Linked DNA regions of Homo sapiens: all the other regions are linked to region 1. Evidence: read pairs that join two places in POLR2A ChIA-PET (ENCODE). Cell type or tissue: MCF 10A. All regions are shown on one strand. Each heading gives the region's core, and the rest is flanking DNA. Links, peaks and the distances in the headings are about the cores only. Region 1 overlaps LRP1 (LDL receptor related protein 1). Region 2 overlaps NAB2 (NGFI-A binding protein 2). Region 3 overlaps MARS1 (methionyl-tRNA synthetase 1).

Region 1 (10,605 bases), core at 2,337-7,336:
CCCATGCTCCCCGGCCCTGGGCCCTAGACTGACCCACGCAGAGGGTGGACGACAAGGCCATGGGGCTGCTCCAGGCCCTGCACCACTGCGTTCTTGAAGGAGCCATCCAGCCGGGCCACATTGATCTGCTTCTTATTGGTGTCATAGCTTGTCCAGAACAGGTTTCGGGAGACCCAGTCCACAGCCAGCCCGTGGGCATTTGGCAAGTCTGGGGGCACAAGTAGGGAGTCAGTTGTTGGGTGTCTGCAGGGCAGTGGGTCAGGAGGGGAGCCAGTGTGCCTTCTGGAGAAAAGGGATCAGGAAACCAGGCTGGAGCACTGAGGGGGAACAGGACTGGGAGAAGGACCACTCGGACCAAGTAGACCAGGGTTGGGAGCAAGGGGCGGGTGGAGGTGCCCATGTCCACTGGTGGGCATCCAGGGCCAGGAAGAACCTGCAGAGACGACTGTCTCCACGCCTGTGCCGTTGATGAAGGCCCGCTTGATGGCCTGTGTCCGCACGTCAGACCAGTACACACGCTGCTCGCGGGCATCGTAGTCTAGCACTGTGACGTTGTCGATGTCGGGCACCGTGAAGGAGATGATGTAGTTGTAGTAGGGAGCATCCAGGTCCACACCTCGGATCTCCATCTGACGTGCGTACAGCAGGAACTTCTTAAACTCTGTGGGGCATGGGCTGGTCACTGAAGGCAGTCCCTGCCTCTGTGCTTCCCACCAATCCGGTTTCAGGCCCTGCCTTCTTCTGGATCCGTCTGTTTGCTACTGGCCCTTGGCTCCGTGGACATACCCCGCTGGGTGCAGCCCCCCTGGCAGACCTGCAGCCCCTTCTCACAGTGGCTGTCTCTGGAGCCTCTCCTATCGGGACCCTCCCGACTGGGACTCTGCCTTAGCTGACAACCGGGATCCTGGGGCCTGCGGCCTTCCCTCCAGCCTCAGTTGCTCACTGGCTCTGGAGGGAGGGGCTCCTACCATAGCAGGTGGTGTTGTCCTTGTGGAGCTTCATGAGGTGGGGGCAGGCGCAGGACACGGTCCGGTTGTAGTTGATGAGACACAGGTGGGAGCAGGGGCCCTGGCCCCCATTGGCCTCACAGGGATTGGGAGCTGGGGGCAGGGTGGAGAAGAGAAGAAGCCAGAGCATCCTGTGACTTGCTGCTCCCTACATGGACCACCCCTTCCTCGCCCACTCTCCTCCCCCTGTTCCAGCAGCCGCTACTACTAGACCCTTCTCTGCTGCTAGACAGTGCCTCTGTCAACAGCCGGCCTACCCCTGCCATCCCAGCACAGACTTGCTCCTGTTCTCACTGCCCTCTCCTCTCCTAAGAGCTTCTACAGCTTCTAAAGAGGCTGCTGGCTCCCTTCCGGCTGCTCGAGGCCCCGAGCCCCTTACCCATGGGCTGGCGGGAGGGGTGGTACACCTGCAGGTCAAAGGGCTGGGTGTTGGTCCTCTGTACCACGGTGACATTGTGGCCGGTCCACTTGTTGGCCTTAGCCAGTGTGTTTGTTCGCCAGTCAGTCCAGTAGACCTCCCCCCCGTACAGCGTCACTGCAAACGGGTGCGACAGGAACTCGTGTCCCCGAAGCACCTCCATGTGGCCAGAGCCGTCGTAACGGGCTGAGTAAATGGCATCTGACCTAAGAGCATGATGGAGCAGAATGAGGATGCCAGCTGGGATCTCAGCCCTCAGAGCTCTGCCCAGGTGCCCACCCTCTGGGCCCTGGCCACAGCCCTCCCAGCGAAGAGCATGGGACCATTCCCTCCCCTAAGCCTTGCTGGCCAGAGCAGACAGACAGAAGGACCAAGGTGTGAGAACCCAACAGGTCCAGGTTTCACCTCTCAGGCCCCGATTCCCAAGCCCCAAGGGAATCTTTCGGTCACTTCTCCCCAGGGCTGCTGTCAGCACTCAGGGCTTTGATGAAAGTCAGAAAAAGGCACCCTCAGCGTGAACCCCGGGGGGCGGAGCCTGCAGTGAGCCGAGATCGCGCCACTGCACTCCAGCCTGGGCGACGGAGCGAGACTCTGTCTCAAAAAAAAAAAAAAAAAAAGAAAAGAAAAAGGCACCCTCCCTGGGCAGACCAATTAGAAAGAAGTTTCCCCTCCCTCTGGGCAGACACAGCCCCAGCAGAGGGAACAGAGTGGAGAGGACAGGTGAGTGGAGAGGATGGTACAGTGTGAATAACCACAGCTGATGGCCCTGCTTCCGCCTCCTCTACCTGCCCCCTCCCCTCGGCCCTGGCCTCCCCACGCCCCTCCGTCCTCCTCCTCCTGTGCCCAGTCCTTTGCCACCGTTCCTAGTTCTAGATCCCTTGGTCCTTCTCATCACCCTCATCACCACAGGTTCCTCCCCACCCCGTCCTGGTGCCACAGACTTGGGCCTTCTCAGGGCACAGAGGGTGCTGACCTGGCGTCAATCCAAAGGATGCGCTTCTCCAGGTAGTCCACGGTGAGCCCGTTGGGCCAGCCCCCAGAGCCGGTCTCCCGGTGCACGGTGCGGCGCCCAGCCCCACTCATGGAGGCTGCCTCAATGCGGGGCAGGCTGGCATCCCAGTCTGTCCAAAACAGGATCCTGGGGAGTGGGGAGGGGTCAGGAGGGCTAAAGTCAGGGCCCTCAGGGAGCGACTGTGGTGGGATCGTAGGTAGAGGGTGGGAGGAGGCAGATGGCACTGAGGAGTAAGGTGTCCCTGGCCAGGCTGAATGGGACTTCAGGGGGGCCATGGGGCCAGGAGAAGGCTGGGCAAGGTCCTCACCCATCCCGGGGATCCAGTGCGATTGCCCTTGGGTGCTCAATGTCACCGGCCAGCAGGGTGGTCCGGAGGGTCCCATCCAGCTTGGCCACCTCGATCTGATCCAGGTTACTCTCCACCCAGTAGATGTTGCCTGCAATCCAGTCTACAGCCAGGCCCTCGGGTGTGGCCAGGCCATACTGAATCACCACCTCGAAACTAGTCAGGGCTGGAGAAGAGAGGGCAGTGAAAGGTTAGCGTCTCCTGGGGAGCTGTGCATGAATGTGTGAAATCCTGGGAGCCCTCGATGACCCACCCTCAACCCTGGCACTTCTGCCAAAGTTTCTGATGTGCCCATATTCAAGAGTAGGACTCCTATTGTCTCCCCAACTTTTTTTTTTTTTTTGAGACAGGGTCTTCTGTCACCAAGGCTGGATGCAGTGGCATGATCATGGCTCACGGCAGCCTCAACTGCTTGAGCTCAAGTGACTGCCATAAAGATTTTTCCATGCTAATACATTATGTGTGTGCCTCATTGTTTTAGAGACTGTTGCACAGTGTGGATATCATCACAGTTTACTTAGCCTCCCCCCTCGTTGATGGACATTTGTAATGGTTTCAAATTCAAGTTTGTATTATTACAAACAATACAAACTTCTCTAGTAAAATGTGCCTCTTAGAAGCCTTTGCTCAGATGTCACCTTCTCAGGGGACCTTCCTTGACCACACAACTGAAAACAGCCTGTTTTGATCACTGCTGCATGCCCACTGCCCAGTGTGTACAGTGGGCACTCACTATTGTGTGTGACTGAAGGAAGTCTGGGGTGCACCACGCTGCCTGGGACAGAAAGCAGCGTTCAGGTACGCCACTCCTAAGTGGCTTTTTTCTTTCAAGCCTGCAATTCTAGATCTGGGGAGCAGAGCTCCAGGCCATTCAAAGGTAAGGCTGATCATTTTGTTAATTATCAGGCTGGCAGTTCTGCTGACGATAATTACGGGGCGTCAGGCATGGAGACCCACAGCAAAATCTAACCCAATGAACAGAAGTGTGGGGGATGGGGGAGCCAAGCCTCTGCTTTGGGGCCACTTGGATGGGACCTGTGGCCCCTAGCGCCTGAGCGCTCCGCCTGTGTGCATCCTGCCTGGCAGCAATCGGTGGTCACCTCCGTTGTCCAGCAGCTTCCCGCGGTAGATCTTGTCCTCCACCACGTCGGTCCAGTAGAGGGCGCTCTGGCTGAGGTGGAAGTCCAGGGCGATGGTGTTGCGCAGGCCGGGCACCAGGACGCTGTAGTCTCCTTTGTGAAGATCGATGCGCCGGATTTCATGGCGGTTGGAGAAAATGATGAACGGCTTGAAGGGGTCTGGGATGGGAGGGATGTGATGGGGTCAGCAAGGGGCTAGCTGCCTGTGTGCCACCCGTCCTGGCGCAGGCAGGTCTCTGCTGGTCCGGGCACTGGGGGCTAGGGTGGAAAACTCAGCCTTTGGCACCTGGCCACCAAGCCCAACCCACTGCAGCTCAGAGGCCTGCCTCGGCCTGCCCCACCACACCTCACTGTTGTCTCACCCAGGCTGCGGCAGCTCTCGCCGTCAGGTTCCAGGACCCAGCCCTCGTAGCAGGAGCACTTCACGCTGAACTTGTTCTGGTCGCACTTTTGGCTGCATTTGAGATGCTTGGCACAGTAGCTCTGGATCTGGCAGGTGTGGTTGTCGGGCCCCAGCTCCATGCCCAGAGGGCAGGAACACACAATGCCTTCGCCAGGTGCCACTGAGCAGTTGTGGCTGCAGCCACCGTTATTCAGAGAGCACTGGTCTAGGGGAGGGGCAGGCATGGAACAGACCCAGGGTCAGAAGCTGAGAGGAGGCAAGACCACGGCCCTGCTGGGCCCCAAGTCCTGGGCAGCCTGGACCAAGTCCTTGTGCCCTGCCCACGGCCCCATTCGTCTCCATTCCTGCTGAGCTTCAGGCTGAGCTTCAGCCCAGGACTTCCTGGGCTCCCTCAGGACCAGAGTTGGGACCCTTGCACCCACCAGCTGGCACCATACCTCCCCTTCCCACAGGGAGCACCCCTCAATATCTCTGTCTGGTCTCGATATGTTCCTGCCTTCTTGGGCCCAGGGCGGGGGCCCCAGCTTTTTGCCTCCCTGGGAGGGACCCTGGGAGGTCCTTAGGTCCAGTCCCCTTGTGCTGATCTCTCCTGATTTGGAGGGGTTTGGGGTGGGGTGCAGCAGGGCCTATACCACCCTTGGTCCTCTGGCACACCCTGGAAACTGCCAGCCTGACTGATAGCCTGTCGGCAGTTCTCCCAGCCAGTCCCTGTGGCCTTATCTTCCACTCCTCCCTTCCAAGGAACTGGGGGCTCTGCCTGGCTAAGAGGACCAGATAAGGCTGCTCTGCTCCTCATCCCCAAGTCACACCACATGGTCCTCCCTGACTCCTGGACTCCCCCAACCTCATCTCTTTTGGTCTTGAATGGGCACCCTCCTCCCCTTGCCTGTTTGTTTGTTTGGGATGGGGTCTTGCTCTGTCGCCCAGGCTGGAGTGCAGTGGCAGGATGTTGGCTCACTGCAACCTCCGCCTCCCAGGTTCAAGCGAGTCTCCTGCCTCTGCCTCCCAAGTAGCTGGGACTGCAGACATGTCCGGCTAATTTTTGTATTTTTAGCAGAGACAGGGTTTCACCATGTTGGCCAGGCTGATCTCAAATTCCTGAGCTCAAGTGATCTGCCCGCCTCAGCCTCCCAAAGTGCTGGAATGACAGGTGTGAGCCACCGCGCCTGCCCCCATGCCTTCTCACTCACTCTGCAAGTACTGCCTGTCCTTGGGAACCCCATGCAATCCCCACATCCTCCAGGAAGCCTGCCCTGACCATCAGCAGTCAACCCTGGTGCCTTTGTCTCCACAAGAGCACTCCGCATCTCTCTGTGGTATGCATGTGGGCAAGGGGTCTGAGTCTCCACAGCAGTTTAGGAGCTGTACTACCTTGGCCCAAGTCTGGGGGACCACTATGGAACCCCTCCATGCCTCAGTGCTCCCATCTGTCAAACGGAGAAAACAGAGCACCTGGCCCCCAGGGATGCCTTGTGGATAAACTGCTCTAATGGCGTGGCTCACTCAGCACAGCGCCATGGGGAGCGCCAGGTCCACACAGGCTGCTGGTGACCACTCTGGGTGCTGCTCGCCTGCCCGGCTGCCAGAGCTGCTCTCTCCTAGACTCAGGTCCCCCAAAGACTGTCCTTGGCCCAGACTCCTACCCAGCCACCCTCCCTACCCTTCTCCTGGGACCAGGCCTCACCGCAGAGCTCGCCCTCATCTGAGCCGTCGCCACAGTCGTCGTTGCCATCACACAGCTTGTCAGGGGGCAGGCAGACTGAGGTGTTGTTGGCACAAGGGTGCGAGGGTGGCCTGCAGGCCAGGGACTCGCAGTTCTCCTCGTCCGAGTTATCCTCACAGTCATTGTCGCCATCACACACCCACGCTTTGCTGATGCACCGAGCTGAGGGACAGGTGCACTATGAGGGCCCAGGCCCGGGGACTGGGGCTCCCCCTGCCCTTCCTTCCAGACCCTGTGGGCTTCTCTAATAGGGTCAGGATTGCAACGCTGTGGGGTCCACGAGGAACCCCGAGGCTTTTTGGGTCAAATTCACATAGGCAACAAACAAGGCAGGAATCTGCAGCAGGAGGTGCTGAAGCTCAACTCTGGTAGGGTTTTGGCTTCTCAGGTCCTCTGTGCAGGCTCTGGCCCTTCATGCCTTCCCCCACCCATGACACACAAGCTTCCTCTGGACTGCCTTTTGCCTTGCACTGTCCCCAGCACCACTCCACACAGCACAGTGCCATCCCCTTTGCCGCTACTCTGCTCTCAACACGGTCTCCTCCTGCCCACATTGTGCTGTTCCAGACGCCCTCCAACCATCCTCTTCACCTGAGTCCTTGCAGCCAAACTTGACACTGGGATCGCAGACGTGGGTCACTCCCTCACAGCTCTTCTCATCGCTGGAGTCCATGCAGTCAGTGTCCCCATCGCAGCGCCACCGCAGGGGGATGCATAGTCCATCCAGCCGGCACTGGAACTCATCAGTGTGGCAGCCACCAGGGGGCCTCGTGGCTGCAGAGGGACAGTGGAGGGCCTCAGGAGGGAGGGGTTGCCCAGGTCAGCCCTCCTCATCCCTGTGCCCTGCCACCCCGGTAAGCCCAGCCTGGGGATATGAGCAGAGGCAGGCCTGGAGAGTCTGCCAAGCTTTGCTGACACTCCTTGGAAGCACCAACTCAGTAGTAGAGTCAGGAGGCATCACACCTCCAAGGGCCCCACAATCACCTCATCTAATCCCCCCATTGACACCGGAGATCTCAGCTGGAGAAGCAATTTGCTAAGGCCTGAGCCCAAATGCCCACCTCCTTAGCCTCTATTTCATTCATTCATGCCACAAATGTTTACTGAGTGCCTCCTGTGTGCCAGGCGCTGTCCTGGGGCCAGCACTGAACCAGACAAAGTCCCTACCCTCATGGAGCTTAGGTTCTAATGGGGAAGAGAGACAAGACATAACCCATAAATCTAGACTGTAATTTCAGGTATTGATAAAGCTATGGAGATAAAGCTGGGTAGAAGCTGAGAGGGATGGGGGTGATCTGTCAGGTAAGATGGTCAGGGAAGACCTCTGGGCAGAAGGAATCTGAGCAGAGGCCTGCATGAAGAGCGAGTGAGCCCAGAGGATCCCTGGAGGCACACTCCAGGCAAGGGGAACAGCCGCTGCAAAGTCTCATCTCCGAGATAGGACTACGCCAGCACTTCAGAAAACAGCACACAGGCCAGGCGCGGTGGCTCACGCCTGTAATCCCAGCACTTTGGGATGCCAAGGCGGGCGGATCACGAGGTCGGGAGATCGAGACCATCCTGGCTAACATGGTGAAACCCTGTCTCTACTAAAAATACAAAAAATTAGCCAGGCGTGGTGGCAGGCACCTGTAGTCCCAGCTACTTGGGAGGCTGAGGCAGGAGAATGGCGTGAACTGGGAGGCGGAGCTTGCAGTGAGCTGAGATTGCGCCACTGCACTCCAGCCTGGGCGACAGAGAGACTCCATCTCAAAAAAAAAAGAAAGAAAAGAAAACGCCACAGCTGCCCGGGAGGCAGAGCTTGCAGTGAGCCGAGATCACGCCACTGTACTCCAGCCTGAGCGACAGAGGGAGACTCCATCTCAAAAAAAAAAAAAAAGAAAAAAGAAAACGCCACAGCTGGAGTAGAGTGCAGGGGGAGGGGAGGGCAGGAATGCAGGTCAGAGGGGTAGGGGTGGGGGCCCTGCAGGCCGTGCAGAGGGGCTTGGCATTTGTTCCAAGGGTGCAGGGAGCCAGTACAGGCTGGAGGGCAGGGCCAGGGCATGATCTGACTTATGTTGTCAGGATCACTCTGGCTGCTGTCCTGAGATCTGACTCAGGAGGCCAGGAGAGGAGCAGGAGCACTGCCTGGTGGAGCCCCACACTCATACACTCATGCTGCCACAGACACCCCGCTCCTCCCCCTTCCCTACCCTGGACCCAGCTGATGCTCTCATCTCATGCCGGGACTTTCAGCAGCAGTCTCTGAACTGATTTTCCTTTCTTGGGGCCCCTGAACCTCTTCTCAATCTAATCTTCCTCTAGGGCTGTGTTCCGAAATCACCTCCTACATCACAGCACCTTCCGGCTTGGAAATCCTTCAAAGGTTCCCAGTGCCTCCCAAATCAAGCCTCTCACGATTTACACCTGCTGTCATCATCTGCCCCCTTTGAGGACAGCCTCATTCCCCACTGTCCCTGCACGAGCCTTTCCCTCGGTCTGAACGGCTCCACCTGGCCCCACTGTCACCCTACGGAAGTGCTCAGTTTCACCCTCTAAGTCTTGACGACAGCATTCTCCGGACCATGCCATCCCCACTGGAAGACCCTCCCTCCTGTCCATTTACCTGCAGTCTAAACACAACTCCTCCTGAATGGTCCCAGACCATCCAGCTCATACCATAGTTAACAACTGCTACCAATAGTGACACCCTGCTCCTCCACGCCAGGCCTCACATACCTCAGCTCATTTCATAAAGGAGGATGCCCAGGCTCAGGGGAAGCAACTTGTCCAAATTTGCCCAGCTTATCTGGGAGCGGCAGGGAGCTCTTCTCACCACACCACACAGCCTCCAGAGGCCCCTTCTCAGAACCCTAAGGGATATCACCTGTGCCCCTCACCCTCCCCTTCACAGAGATAGCCCTGGAGACGCAATTACTATTTCCCAAGCTTCCTGTGGCCTTCTCTGTCCTCCCTCTCAGGGCAGGGCTCAAGGTGGGCACTCAACGCTGTCCAGTCTTCTCCTACTAGGGTGGGAATGTGCCCTAACTCTATAAGGCAGAGGCTGTAATCTAGTGGTCCATGGGTCAGATGAGGCCTGCAGGAAGAGTTTGGTCTGTAGTTTTTTTTAAACTTTTTTTTTCTTTTGAGACAAGGTCTTATTCTGTCACCCAGGCTGGAGTGCAGTGGCGAGCTCACAGCTCACTGCAGCCTCAACCTCCTGGGCTCAACCTCTCACCTCAGCCTTCTGAGTAGCTGGGACTACAGGCATGTGCCTCCATGCCCAGCTAATTTTGTTTATTTTTTGTAGAGAAAGGGGTCTCACTATGTTGCCCAGGCTGGTCTTAAACTCCTGGAAACAAGTGATCCTCCTGCCTTGCCTCCCAAAGTGATAGGATTACAGGTGTGAGTCAACACACCCAGCCTTTTTTTTTTTTCTTTTCTTTTTTCAAGATGGGTTCTCCCTATGTTAACCAGGTTGGTCTTGAACCCCTGGCCTCAAGTGATCCTCCCACTTCACCCTCCCAGAGTGCTGGGATTATAGGCATGAGCCACCATGCCTGGCCTGCACCCAGCCTTTTAAAACTTCTAAAATCAACTGCCAGTTGGTATGGCTTGAATTGTGTTCCCTAAAAAGATATTAGTCCTATCCCATAATACCTGTGAATATGACTTTATTTGGAAATAGTGTCTTTGCAGATGGTCAACTTAAGATGAGGTCATAAGGGTGTATCCTAATCCAATATGACAGGTGTCCTCACAGAAAGGGGAAATGGGGATCTGGTGACAGACATGCCCACAGGGAGGACACCGTGTGAAGATGAAGGCAGAGATCGGGTCAAGCTTCGACAAGCCAAGGAGCTGCAAAGATTGCCAGCAAACCGCGGAGGCTGGGGAGAGGCCTGGGACAGAATCTCCCACACGGCCTCAGAAGGAACCCACCCTGCCAACAGTTGGGTCTGGGACTTCCAGCCTCCAGAACTGTGAGACGAGAGAAACTAATACTGTAGTGTTAAAAATTTGGTAGTTTTCACATAAAAATCTGCACATCTTCCAGAGCTAGGAAGCCAGCATTCCTTGAGAGGGCCCATCCCTCCAGAAAACTAGGTCCCCACCGCCCCCGAGGCTGGGCCCCAGAGGCCAGGGCACTGGGAGCCTTGTGGAGCCAGGCCCTCTCTCCTCTGTCTCTTCAGGCTCATTCATCCCTGCCTGCAGCATCCTTTTCTCAAGCTACTATTTACCAAACACAGGCCGTGTGCTGAGCACTTTTCGTGCGTGATCTCACTAAACTCCCACATCAGCGCTGTGATGTTGGTGCTATTATTACCCCACTTTGCAGACGAAACTCACAGAGGCCCATGGAGATTAAGTAACTTGCTCAAGGCCACCCAGATAATAAGCTGCAGAGCTGGAGCTCAAACCCAAGGCCACCAACTGCAAAGCGCATGATATTAACAGCGTGTGGCAATGATTTTTCGGCAACCTCCCTCTCCCACAGGACCGGGAGCTCCTGAAGGACAAGAGCCATGCCTAGGCTACCTCTGGCTCCCAGATGGTGGCCGACACACCGTGGGTCTG
Region 2 (10,605 bases), core at 2,688-7,687, 79 kb after region 1:
GAAAGAAAAAGAATTCCTGTTGCAAAAACTGAACAAAATCCCACAGGGACATGTGCAGTAATACCAGCTACCACGTGTTGACAGCTTATATGCCAGGCGCTGTGCTTAACACCTTATGTATGTTATCTCACTTAATCCTCCCAACATCTCTTTGAGGTAGATACTATTATTATCCCCATTTTACAGATGAGGAATCTGATGCTCAGAGGGTTATGTAGTTTGTTCAAGTTCCCAAAGCAGGTGAGTGCCATGGCTAGGAGAGAACCACATATTTCTGACTCTTGCTCTTTTATTTTATGTTATATTATGTTATTTTATGTTTTGGTTTTTTTTTCTTTTCTTTCTTTCTTTCTTTCTTTCTTTCTTTCTTTCTTTCTTTCTTTCTCTTTCTTTCTTTCTTTCTTTCTTTCTTTCTTTCTTTCTTTCTTTCTTTCTTTCTTTCTTTCTCTTTCTCTTTCTCTCTTTTTCTTTCTTTTGTGTGAGACAGAATCTTTAAAGAGAAGAAAGAAATGCTCATGTGACCAGAGGGTGTGTTAGCTAAAGGGAGCAAGACAGTCACACCCAGCAGGTTACCTTCCTTTGGGCGTCACCTCTGCCACACCTCCTTAGGGAGAGGGTGTAGCATAGTAGTTAAGAGGGGCTCCAGGGCCAGAATGCCTGGGTTTAAATCCTAGCTCTGCCTCTTACCAGCTATGTAGACCTGGGCAAGTCATTCGACGTTTTTGGACTTCCATTTCTTCATCTGTAAGATGGAATTATTATAATCCCTACTTCCATAGCCTGGTAAAGAGCAAATAAATATATGGAAAGGCTTGAAATAGTGGCTGGCACGTGTAAGCATTAGGATTGGTCGTTGTCATTGATGGAGTCTCAGGTTCGGTCTGATCCTCAGCCCTGTGATTCTGTCGTGAGGGCACTCACAGCTCACTGCCTGCCCTAAACAGGCTCCAGCTCTGGCCCTCCCTCGGCTCACACCTTTCCCCCTCTCCCCCTAGGAGATCCTGCTGGGCCGTGGCTTCACCTTTTGGCAGTGGTTTGATGGTGTCCTGGACCTCACCAAACGCTGTCTCCGGAGCTACTGGTCTGACCGGTGAGTCCCCACCCTGGGTAGTCTGAGCAGCCATACACCAGTCACCTCCATACTCACTGCCCATGCCCCATCCTCTCCTTCATCCCGGCCAGGCTGATCATTGGCTTCATCAGCAAACAGTACGTTACTAGCCTTCTTCTCAATGAGCCCGACGGAACCTTTCTCCTCCGCTTCAGCGACTCAGAGATTGGGGGCATCACCATTGCCCATGTCATCCGGGGCCAGGATGGTGAGGCCACCCCAGCCAGTCCTCTGTCTCTGTGCCTGTGCCCTCTGGGGTTTCTTCTGGGAATGAAATGTCCTGACCTTCCTGATGCCGATCCTGATCTTCAGGAAGTTCTTCCAGCTTCTCTTCTTCCTTCTGTGGTCTAAATGTTCACCTTCTCACTGTGAGCTCTGTGGGAACGGAGACTAGTGGGTCTCTCTCCCTCAGGAGCCCCACCCTAGGTCCTCTCTCCCTTGCCTTGGTGGAGTGAGAACAGGTCTTATGGTAGGGGTTGGGGAAGGGGAAGAAAGTCCGGACAGAGGGATCTCAGGGTCTCCTTCCTACCATAGGCTCTCCACAGATAGAGAACATCCAGCCATTCTCTGCCAAAGACCTGTCCATTCGCTCACTGGGGGACCGAATCCGGGATCTTGCTCAGCTCAAAAATCTCTATCCCAAGAAGCCCAAGGATGAGGCTTTCCGGAGCCACTACAAGCGTGAGCTGGAACTGGCAGCTCTGATTCCTTCCTGTCACCCACTTCCTCCCTGCTCCCCGCTGCCCTCCTCTCCCTGCCCGCGTGTCATCCTGATGTCACTCCCTATTTCATAGCTGTGCTTCTCTTACTTCCCCATGATCCATGCCCACCTTTTCCACCTCCCTTCCTCCCTAACCCCAGAGCACTCCATGGCTGTCTTTTCCTTCTCACAACAGCTGAACAGATGGGTAAGGATGGCAGGGGTTATGTCCCAGCTACCATCAAGATGACCGTGGAAAGGTGAGTGTGGTGGTATGGACAGTGGGTAGGTCAGGGGCTTAGTGCTTATCTGCAGGAAGGAGGGGTGGCATCAACCCTTGGTCAGTCACATGTACCTCCTTCCCTCCTCCAGGGACCAACCACTTCCTACCCCAGAGCTCCAGATGCCTACCATGGTGCCTTCTTATGACCTTGGAATGGCCCCTGATTCCTCCATGAGCATGCAGCTTGGCCCAGATATGGTGTAAGGAGCTGGAAAGACAGGAATGGGAGTGGTCTGTGCAGATGGGCTAATCTTAGCATGGGCAGCTGGGAGAGCTGGCACTGGGGGCTGAACAGGGAATCTTCCTTTCCATGAGAGGGACACCTGTTCAAAAGCAGGGTGTGGTGGTGTCCAGGAGAAGGGCTGGCATCAGGGGGTCTGTTTTCTTTCCCCAGGCCCCAGGTGTACCCACCACACTCTCACTCCATCCCCCCGTATCAAGGCCTCTCCCCAGAAGAATCAGTCAACGTGTTGTCAGCCTTCCAGGAGTAAGTGAAAAACCTCATGGGGATACCATCCCACTCTAAGGGGGTGGGCATTTGAATTGTTAGAAGAGGCTCTTCTGTGAGAAAGGAGCAGCAAATGCTAACAGCCTGTCTTCTTCTCTTCTGTCCACTCTAATGAGGGGGTAGTAGTTAAGATCTGGACTGCCTAGGTTTGAATTCTAGCTCCACCACTTACTGGTTTGGGGCAAATTACTTAGCCTTTGGTGCCTTATCTGCACAATGGGGGATAATAATGCTAATAATAATAACCTACCTCACTGCATTATTGTGGAGATTAAATGAGTTCATAACACTTAAAAAGCTGAGCATAGTGCATGGCTCATAGCAAAAGCTGTGTAAGTCCAGTCGTGGATCACTTAATGAAGGAGCATTTTCTGTCTTTGGCAGTTTCATAATTATGCGAATACCATTGAGTATAATTACACAAACCTAGATGGTATAGACTACTATACACTGAGGCTATATTGTGTAGCCTATTGATCCTAGCTTTAAACCCGAGCAGCATGATACTGTTCTGAATAGTATAAGGAAATAGTAACATAATGGTAAATATTTGTGTGATAGGAATTTTCAGCTTGATTATAATTTTTTTTTTTTGAGACAGGGTCTCACTCACTGGAGTGCAGTGGTGCGATCTTAGCTCCCTGCAACCTCCGCCTCTTGGGCTCGAGCAATCCTCCTGCTGTAGTGCACCACGACACTCGGCTAATTCTTTTTTAAGATTTTTCTGCAGACAAGGTCTCACTTACTGCCCAAGCTGGTCTCAAACTCCTGGGCTTAAGTGATCCTCCCACCTCGGCCTCCCAAAGCGTTAGGATTACAGGCGTGAGTCACTCTGCCTGGCCTTGATTATAATCTTATGGGACCACTGTGGTCTGTAGTTGACAGAAATGTCGTTAATGTGGTGCATGACTGTTATTATTATTTTCTGTCCTGCCCCTGAGAGCCACTGTCACTTCTCTGCTGTATTGGTTTTTGTTTACTCATCTGTTTTGGCCTTGAAATGGCCTAGACATTTTTCTTCCCGAAGTATGACACTCGGGTGCTTATTAACTTAGTCAAGACACAACATCTCCCTTCCCAGAAGGTGAGGCGGGAGTGAGGACTTGGGGACTTAAGAACTACCAAAGTTCAGAGTCCAAAGAAACATTAGAAATTGGCTAATCCACCCCCATAACACGCACATTTTACAGATGAGAAGACTGAGCTCAGAGCATAGAAATAGCTTGCCCAGGCCATGACTAAGTCAGGATAAGGAGCTGGAGCTTGTTTCCTCACTCAGTGGTCCTGACTTTGCACCACTCTGCATTTGCCTAGCCTGCCTTCCTCTAACTGTGCTCTCCCTACTTCCAGGCCTCACCTGCAGATGCCCCCCAGCCTGGGCCAGATGAGCCTGCCCTTTGACCAGCCTCACCCCCAGTGAGTGACAAAGCCCCTCCTGACCCCATGTGCCTCTTCTTTCCTGGCCTTGCCCCGCTCTCCTTATTTCCATTGCTGGTTCCTGGCAGGGGCCTGCTGCCGTGCCAGCCTCAGGAGCATGCTGTGTCCAGCCCTGACCCCCTGCTCTGCTCAGATGTGACCATGGTGGAAGACAGCTGCCTGAGCCAGCCAGTGACAGCGTTTCCTCAGGGCACTTGGTGAGTGGCAGCTTGGGAGTGGAGGCTGGGTGGCATCTAGGGGAGTGGGCGCCATGCCTACTCCACTGCTTCTCCCATCTCCTTGCAGGATTGGTGAAGACATATTCCCTCCTCTGCTGCCTCCCACTGAACAGGACCTCACTAAGCTTCTCCTGGAGGGGCAAGGGGAGTCGGGGGGAGGGTCCTTGGGGGCACAGCCCCTCCTGCAGCCCTCCCACTATGGGCAATCTGGGATCTCAATGTCCCACATGGACCTAAGGGCCAACCCCAGTTGGTGATCCCAGCTGGAGGGAGAACCCAAAGAGACAGCTCTTCTACTACCCCCACAGACCTGCTCTGGACACTTGCTCATGCCCTGCCAAGCAGCAGATGGGGAGGGTGCCCTCCTATCCCCACCTACTCCTGGGTCAGGAGGAAAAGACTAACAGGAGAATGCACAGTGGGTGGAGCCAATCCACTCCTTCCTTTCTATCATTCCCCTGCCCACCTCCTTCCAGCACTGACTGGAAGGGAAGTTCAGGCTCTGAGACACACCCCAACATGCCTGCACCTGCAGCGCGCACACGCACGCACACACACATACAGAGCTCTCTGAGGGTGATGGGGCTGAGCAGGAGGGGGGCTGGGTAAGAGCACAGGTTAGGGCATGGAAGGCTTCTCCGCCCATTCTGACCCAGGGCCTAGGACGGATAGGCAGGAACATACAGACACATTTACACTAGAGGCCAGGGATAGAGGATATTGGGTCTCAGCCCTAGGGGAATGGGAAGCAGCTCAAGGGACCCTGGGTGGGAGCATAGGAGGGGTCTGGACATGTGGTTACTAGTACAGGTTTTGCCCTGATTAAAAAATCTCCCAAAGCCCCAAATTCCTGTTAGCCAGGTGGAGGCTTCTGATACGTGTATGAGACTATGCAAAAGTACAAGGGCTGAGATTCTTCGTGTATAGCTGTGTGAACGTGTATGTACCTAGGATATGTTAAATGTATAGCTGGCACCTTAGTTGCATGACCACATAGAACATGTGTCTATCTGCTTTTGCCTACGTGACAACACAAATTTGGGAGGGTGAGACACTGCACAGAAGACAGCAGCAAGTGTGCTGGCCTCTCTGACATATGCTAACCCCCAAATACTCTGAATTTGGAGTCTGACTGTGCCCAAGTGGGTCCAAGTGGCTGTGACATCTACGTATGGCTCCACACCTCCAATGCTGCCTGGGAGCCAGGGTGAGAGTCTGGGTCCAGGCCTGGCCATGTGGCCCTCCAGTGTATGAGAGGGCCCTGCCTGCTGCATCTTTTCTGTTGCCCCATCCACCGCCAGCTTCCCTTCACTCCCCTATCCCATTCTCCCTCTCAAGGCAGGGGTCATAGATCCTAAGCCATAAAATAAATTTTATTCCAAAATAACAAAATAAATAATCTACTGTACACAATCTGAAAAGAAAGACGCTCTAACTGCTCAGATAGGTGCTGCGGTCCAGCCCCCAGCTGGAGGAGACCCTGAGTCCAACCCAGGCCTCCCGAGGGGGCCAGTGAAGGGATCCCACACCCACCGCCCCTATGTAGGGCAGGGAAGAAATTGCAAAGGACTTGGGGGATAGATGGGAATGGGAGGGCAAACTGCAGCACTTGTTAAATTAATTAAAGAAACAAACCAGAAGCACAAAAACGGGGAAGGAGAGGGGAGAAGGAGCAGGTCCAGTGTTCCCAGGCCCCCAATTCTGGGGGCAAATGTTGCCACTTTTAGCTGGACCTTCCCAGGGAAGTCCCCCTTTCCCCCTTGTCCAAACTGAGTCCAACTGCTCACACCACTGGTGCAAACCTAAAGAGAATGGGAGTGTGTTGTGTGAGGGAGGGGAAAACCCCAGATGCCCTGGAGGCAGAGTCCTTGCCCCCTCGCTCTGGGCAGGGGTGAGGGCACCACGCACCCTCCTTGTGTCCTCTCTCCAGGCCTCTGCTTGTTATTGCTTGAAGCCCCACAGTCTTATGCCCATGGAGCAGGTGGGGAGGCAGGAGAAGGGCAGAGGAAGGATCCAGGGTTGTGACTAGATTCCGGGGATGGAGAGCGTGGGGGTCTGTGTGAGCCAGAAGTCTGAGGTCCTGGGTCTGAAGACACCAGTCCAACCCTCACTGCCGGCTGGCCTCAGCCTCCACTTTCACGCTGCTCCTGCGACCCTCCACCAGCGCGGGATGGGGTCCTGGGGCAGGACATCTGTCCAGCAGCCCTTCCTCGAACTCTGCAGGGAAAAGGGGGCAGTTAGGAGACTGCAGGGTGACTGGCTGCAGACAGAGGTGGTTGGGAACAGAAGCAGGGGCAAAGAAAGCTGTGAAGATGGGCTCAGTTTAGGTTTATTGAATTACTGCCTCCTGCCCACTGCATGTGTATGGGGGGTTCCATTCCCATGTGTGTGAGCCCCCTCCCCTCCCTGGCTGTGCGTAGCTCTGTCTCTGTCTGTCTCTCTCTCTTTCTCTCCCGCCTCCTCGGTTGCGCTGGAATTTCTGGTTCTGTCAGGAGCTGCGGGGGTGGTTTGGCTCTGACCTCTCCCCTCCCCCCTTCCCAAGCTCTGCCACCCCCACTCATCCCTGGCCCCCTCCCAGGCCCCTCCCAGGCCACTCTACCATGGCCCCCCAAGTTTTTTGGTAGCCAAATCAGAGGGAGAACAGGAAGCCAGCCTCCGAGCTCCTCCCTCAAGAAGAGCCCCCCTTCCAGTCCCCGCCCCCACTTCCCACCCACGCACAGTTTAAAAATACCAAGCCAGGGTTGGTGGCTTTGTCTGCTGCGTCACTCTCAGCCCAGCGGCTGCCCGGCCCTCCGCCTGCCCACTCCCTCTTCCCCCTTCCACACACAAAGCATCACTGCTTTGGGCTCCTCTGCTTCCAAGCTGGGCATCCCCATCCCCATACCCACAACTCCTAGCCTGCTCCCCACTCCTGGGTTGGTGGAAGTGCCATCTGAGCTTCCCTTATTGATGCTCCTCCTTCCTGCTCCTTCATCCTCTTTTCTCTGTCCCCCCATTCCCCAGTTCCCCTTTCACAGATCTACACTAGGACCAGACTTTCCATGGTGGGAGCAGCTCGGCAGGGTCTGCCTCTCTGCACCCCAAGGCCTGGCTGGCTGGAGCCCAGCCATCCTACTGCCCTCTCTGACGACTATATCCCTCTTCCTCCCACCTGGCCCCAGGACACCAGAATTGCTGTGTGGGGCCTGAGTGGCCGGGGTGCTTGGGGACAGCACTGCTGGCTGCCTCACCTGCGAGAGGTGGCTTCGCAGGCACACAGGGGCTGAGGCGGCCCACGCGGTCGTGGGAGACGAGGCGGGCGAGCCGCAGCCCCTCGTCCATCAGTGTCTGCTGCAGGATGTGTCGGCTCCATAGCCCATGGGCTGGCAATGCCAGAGGCAGGTCAGCAGGGGGCGGCGTCAGCCTTGGACATGACCCCACAGCTGTGGGCATGGGCACTGGTCAGGTAAGGGGCTGCAGCCAATGGAACCCCCACCCTCAACCACATAGCCAGCCCACAGGCCCTTCTGCCCCCCCTCCAGCCAGGTCTCCCAACCCTGTTTCAGGCACTGCCTCCTGGCTCACTCCTCCCCCAACCCCCTCCCCTACTCCCCCACCCTCAATGAAGAGAAAAGTGTTCTGAGGCACACTCACCCTGCAAATGTCCATCCAGACTCTCCCCAGACAGGCTGGCGCTGTCCTCCTCCAGGCTGGGGCGGTATGGGGGTACATAGGACTCAGGGCCTGGGGGAGGCTGCTGGATTTCAGGGTGACTCTGTTCTCCAACCTGTGGATGCCCAACATGGGGAAATGAAGACCTGCCAAGGGAGGGGATTGGGGAAGGCTGCCCAGTGCCCCTATATGCACCCCGGAAAACATACCTCTTGTTTCAGCTTCTTCAGTGGAGGGCCTCCCAGTTCTTCAGGGTGAAGCCTGAAAAGATGGGTAAGAATAAAGTGGATGAGGCTGACGAGGGCCACTCGACTGGCAGAGCACAGAACCCAGCCAGAGGCATGTGTTATTTAAAACCTTTGCCAAGAAGCTGGCCGAGAAAGAGTCTCTAGTTCAAGCACTATTGTTGTAGGGGGTTGGGGGGACCCGACATGGATGGGAGGAGAGACCAGACCTGAGACAAGCTGACTTGGCCAAAAGCAGGACATCCAGGTGGGCGGGAAGCAGGCCTAGAGCTGCCTGAGCTGAAGGTTAGGACATGATCTAACTCCATAGCAGGATTCCAGTCCAGGAAGGACCTGGGGAAGGGGTCTCACCTGGAGCCCTTCAAGGAGGACAAGTAGGTGCTCTCTCGGGCTACTTGGCGGGACAAAGAGAAGAGCTCCACTCTCCGTAATAAGAGCGTGTTGTCCCTCATGCAGAACTGGGCAGCAGCCTCGTTGATGGTGAGCTGTGGAGGGAGGGCAGCCAGGAGAGTCAGAATTCGAACTTCCCCGCTGCCTCACCAGACCTCCTCACACCCCTTCACCATTGGACAAATGAGGCCCATCCATCAGACGCTTGCTTTGGTTTTGACACTACATGGGAGCTTTCTGAGGTGGGAAGACAGAGGTCAGCACCCACAGCTTCCTAGGAATGCCCGGGGCCTCCTCCTCTCCTGTGGGGTCCTGAGTGACAAGGAGCTGAACAGCTCGGTGCTGCCTGTATCTCTGCTTCCCCCTCAGCTGAGGATGGAAGCACTGCGGCCGCTGGGGTAGGGGCCTGTTGGGGAGGGGATCAGGGCCTGGGGTCCTGGTCAAGAGATAATGAAAGATAGTCGGAGACTGTAGAAACTCGCAGAGGTAAGCGGCTGGAGACCTGGAAGTCAAGGGCAATCCTAGGAGGCCTGGGGGTTCTCACCTCGTGCAGGCTGAGCTGCTTGCCCTCCCGCCGCTTAGAGTCGAAACGGCCATAGATGATGCTGTATTTGCGGATCTCCTCTTCCTTCTGGCTGTCATTATCATCCATCTCAAAGATGTGCCCAACGCTCCGTGCCAGCTTCTTATTCAGCTTTAGCAGGGATGTGACCTCCCCAGCATCCCCCCTTGGGAAGCTCCGGAAGATCCTCTCCACACTTTCCACCACCATGCGTACCATCTCTGGCTCCAGTCGGTCTGGACCACCCCCAGTCCCACCTGCTGCCAGCCCCCCAGCCCCAGTCCCCTCAGGGACTCCTCCCCCTGCAGGGGGGGAGAAGGGGGGCGAGCCAGCCTCCTCTTCTCCTCCTGCCCCAACGTCCGACTCTGGAGTGCTCCGGCCTGGCCAGATCCGGGGGTCCCCTGCCCCAGGTCCCCCAGGCAGTGGTGATAGCTTCTCTCCAAGTTCAAGGGGGCTCTTGGGGCTAAAACTGCGGGCACTGCCTGCCTTTTCCCCTGGGCTGCCATGCCCATTGCTCATGCTCCCTTTCCGGGTACCCGCAGTCTCAGAGATCTTGAAGAGCGGGATGCTGGAGACGGGAACAGCAGGCACTGGTTGACTGAAGAGCCCTGGATTGGTGGCCCACTCTCTCAGTGCCTTCTGCAGGCGCCGGACATGGAGGGGCTTGGTGGCCATGCCCACAAGTGCCATGATCTCCAGAAACTCCTCCTCACCCGCCTCACACAGCTGCTGCACGTCGTCCCCTCCCTGCTGGATGAAGGTCTCATAGTAGGAAAGGAGGTTGGCGCGCTGCAGGACCCGGTACAGCTGCAGCTCCCCCAGCGTCCGAGGCAGTGCCATGGCTCGGGCACTGGGCCTGAGAAGGAGGGGCACAAGAGAGAGGCAGTCGGTGCAAGTCCCCCTACTGGGTACCAACCCACACTAACAATTGTTCCCTCTTTCCTGCCTGCTTTTCTTCCCCTCCCTCATTTGGATGCTATCCTGCCCAGTGCCCAGGTCTGAGTACAGACTCTCAGAATCAGGCACTGCTCAGAGGCATGGACAAGCCAGTGCCGTCCTAGACTGGCCCGAAGCCCCAAAAGTCAGTGGCCTGTGTCTGTAGGAGTCGAAGCGTCTTACAACCTTATCTTCAGCTTTTATCTTTTTGGTCTGGGGCAAGAAGAACTTGAGCGCTGAGGCTGACCAGCACCGACCTGGGATGGCTGGACCTCCCTCTCCCCCAAAACACAATCCTCACCTTCCCCTCTAAACACTCAGCAGTCTCAACACTGAAGTGAAGTCACCCATACTAAAGTGAATGTAGGAGCCCAGTCTCCCCCACAGTGGACGCTGCTGGCCAGCTTCATTCCCTGTGAAGGGGCCACAGCCCCAGGTGGCTAAAAGGGAGGGTGTGGCACCTTCCCTGGCTTTCCCACTCAGTGAGCCAGGTGGTGCCTTACTCTTCTCCGCTCAGCTTTTCCCAGGGGTTAAGCATTTATTTATTTATTTATTTATTTATTT
Region 3 (5,000 bases), core at 1-5,000, 330 kb before region 1:
GTTCTTGTTCGTTTCTCTAGGTTGAGTTCTCATTTTAATTATTTCCTATTTCAGCTCAACTCCTAACTCAAGATAGCAGCTCTCCAAGATCTTTTTCCAAGTACTGCCTCACCCCTCATTTCCTATGAACACCCCATCAGTAGTCTTCCAGGGTACTTACCTGTAGCAATGAGGTGGCTGACCAAGGTATAGTTATCCTCAGCTCCTAGGGCTGAGCAAGGAAAGACTAAGCTATGGAAAGGAACATTGTCTTTGGCCATGAACTGATACAGGTCCACCTAGGGGAATGTGGTTAGGAGAGATTTCCTGAGACCTCCTTCAAAGGCCCAAGGAAGACCAGACACCCAACCCTAACACCCACACCCTACCGCCTACCCTCCCCATGCACAGCCTAACCAAGAACTGCTCACTTGCTCTGGGTTCTTCCACCATCTCTCCCACTGGTCTGTGTAGTTGGCTGTGATGGACAGATAGCCAATAGTGGCATCAAACCAGACATAGAATACCTGGAGGTCAGAAGGAGGTAAACATGTTAGGGACCAATCCAAAGTCTCAAACTGAAACAAGACATAATCAGCAGTCTACTCTGCTAGCCCAGGGTTTCAACACTAAGGCTGAATGATATGAATAAAAAAGGGTTTTTACCTTGTCTTCAAAACCTTCTAAGGGTACAGGGGTTCCCCATTTGAGGTCTCGGGTTATGCAGCGTGGCTTGAGGCCATCCCGAAGCCAAGAACGGGTGATAAACTGGGCATTGGGTGTCCAGTCACTGCCAGGCAATGTCCTCCCCAACCACTCCTCCAGTCGCTTCTCCAGCTGAGATAACGGAGAAAGAGGGCTGATTTAGGAAAGTCTCATATATGGTTAGCATAAGGATAAACACATATAACCTTTTTGGAGCACAATTTGGCAATATATAACTTTTTTTTTGGAGACAGAGTCTTGCTCTGTTGCCCAGACTAGAGTGCAGTGGTGCAATCATAATCACAGCTCACTGCAGCCTAAACCTCCTGGGCTCAAGCAATCCTCCTACCTCAACCTCCCCAGTAGCTGGGACCACAGGTGCACACCACCATGCCAGACTGTAATTTTTGTAGAAACAGGGTTTTGCCACATTGCCCAGGCTGGTCTTGAACTCCTGAGCTCAAGCAATCTGCCCACCTCAGCCTCCAAAAGCGCTGAGACTACAGTTGTGAGCCACCCTGCCCAGCCTTAACTAGATTTTTAACACACAGCCAGGGGCAGTGGCTTGCGCCTGTAATCCCAGCTACTCCGAAGGCTGACGCAGGAGGATCACTTGAGGGCAGGAGTTCATGACCATCCTGGGCAACACAGCAAAATCCTGTCCCTAAAAAAAATTTTTTTTTTTTTAATTTTTAAAAATATGGAACACTTCACAAGTTTGCATGTCATTCTTGTGCAGAGGATGTGCTAATCTTGTCCATATCAGGGTCTCACTGTCACCCAGGCTGGAGTACAGTGGCACATCATGGCTCACTGCAGCCTCAACCTCCCAGGCTTAAGTGATCCTTCCACCTCAGCCTCCTGAGTAGCTGGCACTACAGGCACGTGCCACCACACCTGGTTAATTTTTGTATTTTTAGTAGAGATGGGTTTCACCAAGTTGCCCACCCTGGTCTCAAACTCCTGGGGTCAAGCAATTCTCCCGCCTCAGCCTCCCAAAGTGTTGGAAGTTGGAATTACAGGCATAAGCCACCGTGCCCAACCAATTTTTTCTTTTTTTAAATACAGACAGGGTCTTGCTTTGTTGCCCAGGCTACTCTCAAACTCCTGGCTTCCAGCGATCCTCCTGCCTCAGCCTCCCAAAGTGCTGGAATTACAGGCATGAACCACCATGGCCAGCTGAGGAAGTGCAAAAAAGAAAAAAAAAATTTTCTTTTTTTTTTTTAAGGTAGGGTGTCACTCTGTTGCCCAGGCTGGTCTTAAACTCCAAGGCTCAAGCAATCCTCCAGCCTTGGCCTCCCAAAGCATTGGGATTACAGGTGTAAACCAGCATGCCCAACCAAAAAAAAATTTTTTTGAGCTGGAGTCTTGCTCAGCTGCCCGGGCTGGAGTGCAGTGGCACGATCTCAGCTCACTGCAACCTCCCCACCTCCAGGTTCAAGCGATTCTCCTGCCTCAGCCTCCTGAGTAGCTGGGACTACAGGTCGGTGCCACCACGCCTGGCTAATTTTTGTATTTTTAGTAGAGATGGGGTTTCACCACGTTGGCCAGGATGGTCTCGGTCTATTGACCTCATGATCCGCCTGCCTTGGCCTCCCAAACTGCTGGGATTACAGGCGTGAGTCACCATGCCTAGTCAATTTTTTTTTAATCAGCCAGGCATGATAGTACACGCCTGTAGTCCCAACTACGCAGAAGGCTGAAGCAAAAGGATAACTTGAGCCCGAGAGTTTGAGAGTGCGGTGAGCTGTGATTGTGCCACTGCACTCCAGCCTGGGTGACAGAGTGAGACCCTGTCTCTAGAAAAAAATTTTGTTTGAACACACTTGGCTATATACCCTTAGTCTAGGGGAGGAATCAGGATTGCCAACAAATCCTAAACTCTTTTTAATAGGTTATTTTTTTTGTAGACGTACCAGCAAAGCAATTCTGAAATTGTTTTAGGTATATTGTAGGATTGAGCTAATAAGTAAATGTGCTGATGCCTATTGAGAACCAGGACACCTACAGTGGAAGAAGGTAGATAGAGACATGAAATAAATAAGAGAAAGTGACGAAGAACTCTGTGGGGATGGACTGAAATTGCAGGTGTCAGTGTGAACTTAAAATAAATACCAACTGGCCAGGCACGATGGCTCACGCCTGTAATCCCAGCACTTCGGGAGGCCAAGGCAGGCAGATCACCTGAGATCAGGAGTTGGAGACCAGCCTGGCCAACATGGTGAAACCCTGTCTCTACTAAAAATACAAAAAAAATTAGCTGGGTGTGGTGGCAGGTGCCTGTAATCCCAGCTACTCAGGAGGCTGAGGCAGGAGAATCGCTTGAATCCTGGAGATGGCAGTTGCAGTGAGCCAAGATAGTGCCACTGCACTCCAGCCTAGGTGACAGCAAGACCCTGTCTCAAAACAAACAAACAAACAACAAAAAACAAATACCAACTCTCTTTGATAAAAGGTCCTAGTAGCAAAGACACCCAGTAGCAATGAGCACATCTACCACCTAGATTTTGGTATCTAATACTGTTCCCTACTAAATTAAACTCAAGGTTGGTGACATGGTTGATTTCAAGGCTGAACCAGATGAACCTAGAGTATTTTTTTATGCCACAAATTAAGGAAGTGTTTAAAACATGATGGGAGATCTCAAAAGCAGACAAGCCACCTTGAATACGTTCCTACTGATGAAATAAGTAACAATTTGAACATGAAAATAAATTTAGGACAGGAAAGGATTATAAGAAATTGAAAAAAATAGGAATCCATGAGTCTATACTGATAATAAATAGTTAACTAAATTAAAAAATAAATGGAGGGAGAAGGATAAATATAGAGAGTAGTGGTAGAGTTGGAAAATCACCATAATAAAGATTGATTCAGGTAAGAATGATCAATGAATGCTACATTTATAGGGAATATTTTGTTCACGAAGAGCAAAGTATTGCATGGTCTTTAAAGTGTATTCCCTCAAGGCTGGGCGCAGTGGCTTACACCTGTAATCCCAGCACTTTGGGAGGCTAAGGCGGGTGAATCATTTGAGGTCAGAAGTTTGAGACCAGCCTGGCCAACATAGTGAAACCCCATCTCTATTAGAAATACAAAAATGCTCTCCCTCTACCCTCTACCCTCTACCTCTACCTCTACCTCTACCTCTCCCCACGGTCTCCCTCTCCCTCTCTTTCCACGGTCTCCCTCTGATGCCGAGCCGAAGCTGGACTGTACTGCCGCCATCTCTGCTCACTGCAACCTCCCTGCCTGATTCTCCTGCCTCAGCCTGCCGAGTGCCTGCGATTGCGGGCGCGTGCCGCCACGCCTGACTGGTTTTCGTATTTTTTTGGTAGAGACGGGGTTTCGCTGTGTTGGCCGGGCTGGTCTCCAGCTCCTAACCGCCAGTGATCCGCCAGCCTCGGCCTCCCGAGGTGCCGGGATTGCAGACGGAGTCTCGTTCACTCAGTGCTCAATGGTGCCCAGGCTGGAGTGCAGTGGTGTGATCTCGGCTCGCTACAACCTCCACCTCCCAGCTGCCTGCCTTGGCCTCCCAAAGTGCCGAGATTGCAGCCTCTGCCGTGCCGCCACCCAGTCTGGGAAGTGAGGAGCATCTCTGCCTGGCCACCCATCGTCTGGGATGTGAGGAGCCCCTCTGCCTGGCTGCCCAGTCTGGAAAGTGAGGAGTGTCTCTGCCCGGCCGCCATCCCATCTAGGAAGTGAGGAGCGCCTCTTCCCAGCTGCCATCCCATCTAGGAAGTGAGGAGTGTCTCTGCCCGGCTGCCCATCGTCTGAGATGTGGGGAGCGCCTCTGCCCCGCCGCCCTTTCTGGGATGTAAGGAGCGCCTCTGCCCGGCCGCCGCGTCTGAGAAGTGAGGAGACCCTCCGCCCGGCAGCCGCCCCATCTGAGAAGTGAGGAGCCCCTCCGCCCGGCAGCCGCCCCGTCTGAGAAGTGAGGAGCCCCTCCGCCCGGCAGCTACCCCGTCTGGGAAGTGAGGAGCGTCTCCGCCCGGCAGCCACCCCGTCCGGGAGGGAGGTGGGGGTCAGCCTCCGCCCGGCCAGCCGCCCCGTCCGGGAGGGAGGTGGGGGGTCAGCCCCCGCCCGGCCAGCCGCCCCGTCCGGGAGGGAGGTGGGGGGCCAGACCCCCGCCCGGCCAGCCGTCCCGTCCGGGAGGGAGGTGGGGGGCCAGACCCCCGCCCGGCCAGCCGCCCCGTCCGGGAGGGAGGTGGGGGGCCAGACCCCCGCCCGGCCAGCCGCCCCGTCCGGGAGGTGAGGGGCGCCTCTGCCCGGCCGCCCCTACTGGGAAGTGAGGAGCCCCTCTGCCCGGCCAGCCG

The links. ChIA-PET counts read pairs that join two places held together with the same protein. Peaks named below come from ENCODE experiments on the same cell type or tissue, not always from the same donor. Only the 100,000 strongest peaks of a DNase experiment are listed, where the experiment ranks them.
Region 2: POLR2A ChIA-PET joins it to region 1 with 6 read pairs; 3 of 35 experiments call an interaction of 5 or more read pairs at or near these places.
Region 3: POLR2A ChIA-PET joins it to region 1 with 7 read pairs; 2 of 35 experiments call an interaction of 5 or more read pairs at or near these places.

What each region holds. Positions count from the first base shown.
Region 1 is chr12:57,169,385-57,179,989 of GRCh38, reverse strand. It overlaps LRP1 (LDL receptor related protein 1), which reads right to left. Exons shown (of 89, transcript NM_002332.3): 21 at 6,640-6,822; 22 at 6,010-6,210; 23 at 4,285-4,530; 24 at 3,884-4,081; 25 at 2,745-2,949; 26 at 2,399-2,563; 27 at 1,387-1,631; 28 at 969-1,100; 29 at 434-661; 30 at 34-208. Among named protein-coding and RNA genes, the nearest start is that of MIR1228, 20 kb to the left of the region's middle. RefSeq lists an enhancer at 2,227-3,426 and a silencer at 6,659-6,872. In MCF 10A, for the core only: CTCF peaks have their summits at 3,944 (motif pointing right) and 6,795 (motif pointing right); DNase peaks (open chromatin) are centred at 2,959, 3,979 and 4,329.
Region 2 is chr12:57,090,481-57,101,085 of GRCh38, reverse strand. It overlaps NAB2 (NGFI-A binding protein 2), which reads right to left. Exons shown (of 7, transcript NM_005967.4): 2 at 9,088-9,961; 3 at 8,505-8,638; 4 at 8,118-8,169; 5 at 7,891-8,023; 6 at 7,488-7,679; 7 at 5,610-6,474. The coding sequence ends at 6,365. It overlaps STAT6 (signal transducer and activator of transcription 6), which reads left to right. Exons shown (of 22, transcript NM_003153.5): 14 at 996-1,090; 15 at 1,183-1,319; 16 at 1,646-1,792; 17 at 2,008-2,071; 18 at 2,184-2,294; 19 at 2,489-2,581; 20 at 3,953-4,018; 21 at 4,108-4,236; 22 at 4,325-5,678. The coding sequence ends at 4,514. Among named protein-coding and RNA genes, the nearest start is that of NAB2, 6.7 kb to the right of the region's middle. RefSeq lists enhancers at 4,646-4,765, 4,443-5,279, 5,824-6,354, 6,846-7,140, 6,887-7,418 and 1 more and silencers at 6,781-6,850, 7,691-7,740, 9,088-9,368. In MCF 10A, for the core only: a CTCF peak has its summit at 7,649 (motif pointing right); DNase peaks (open chromatin) are centred at 4,795, 6,975 and 7,625.
Region 3 is chr12:57,507,514-57,512,513 of GRCh38, reverse strand. MARS1 (methionyl-tRNA synthetase 1) reads right to left here. Exons shown (of 21, transcript NM_004990.4): 12 at 646-816; 13 at 411-506; 14 at 161-278. It also overlaps the pseudogene LOC124903093. Among named protein-coding and RNA genes, the nearest start is that of MIR6758, 2.7 kb to the left of the region's middle. In MCF 10A, for the core only: no CTCF peak of the experiment used is centred there; a DNase peak (open chromatin) is centred at 2,353.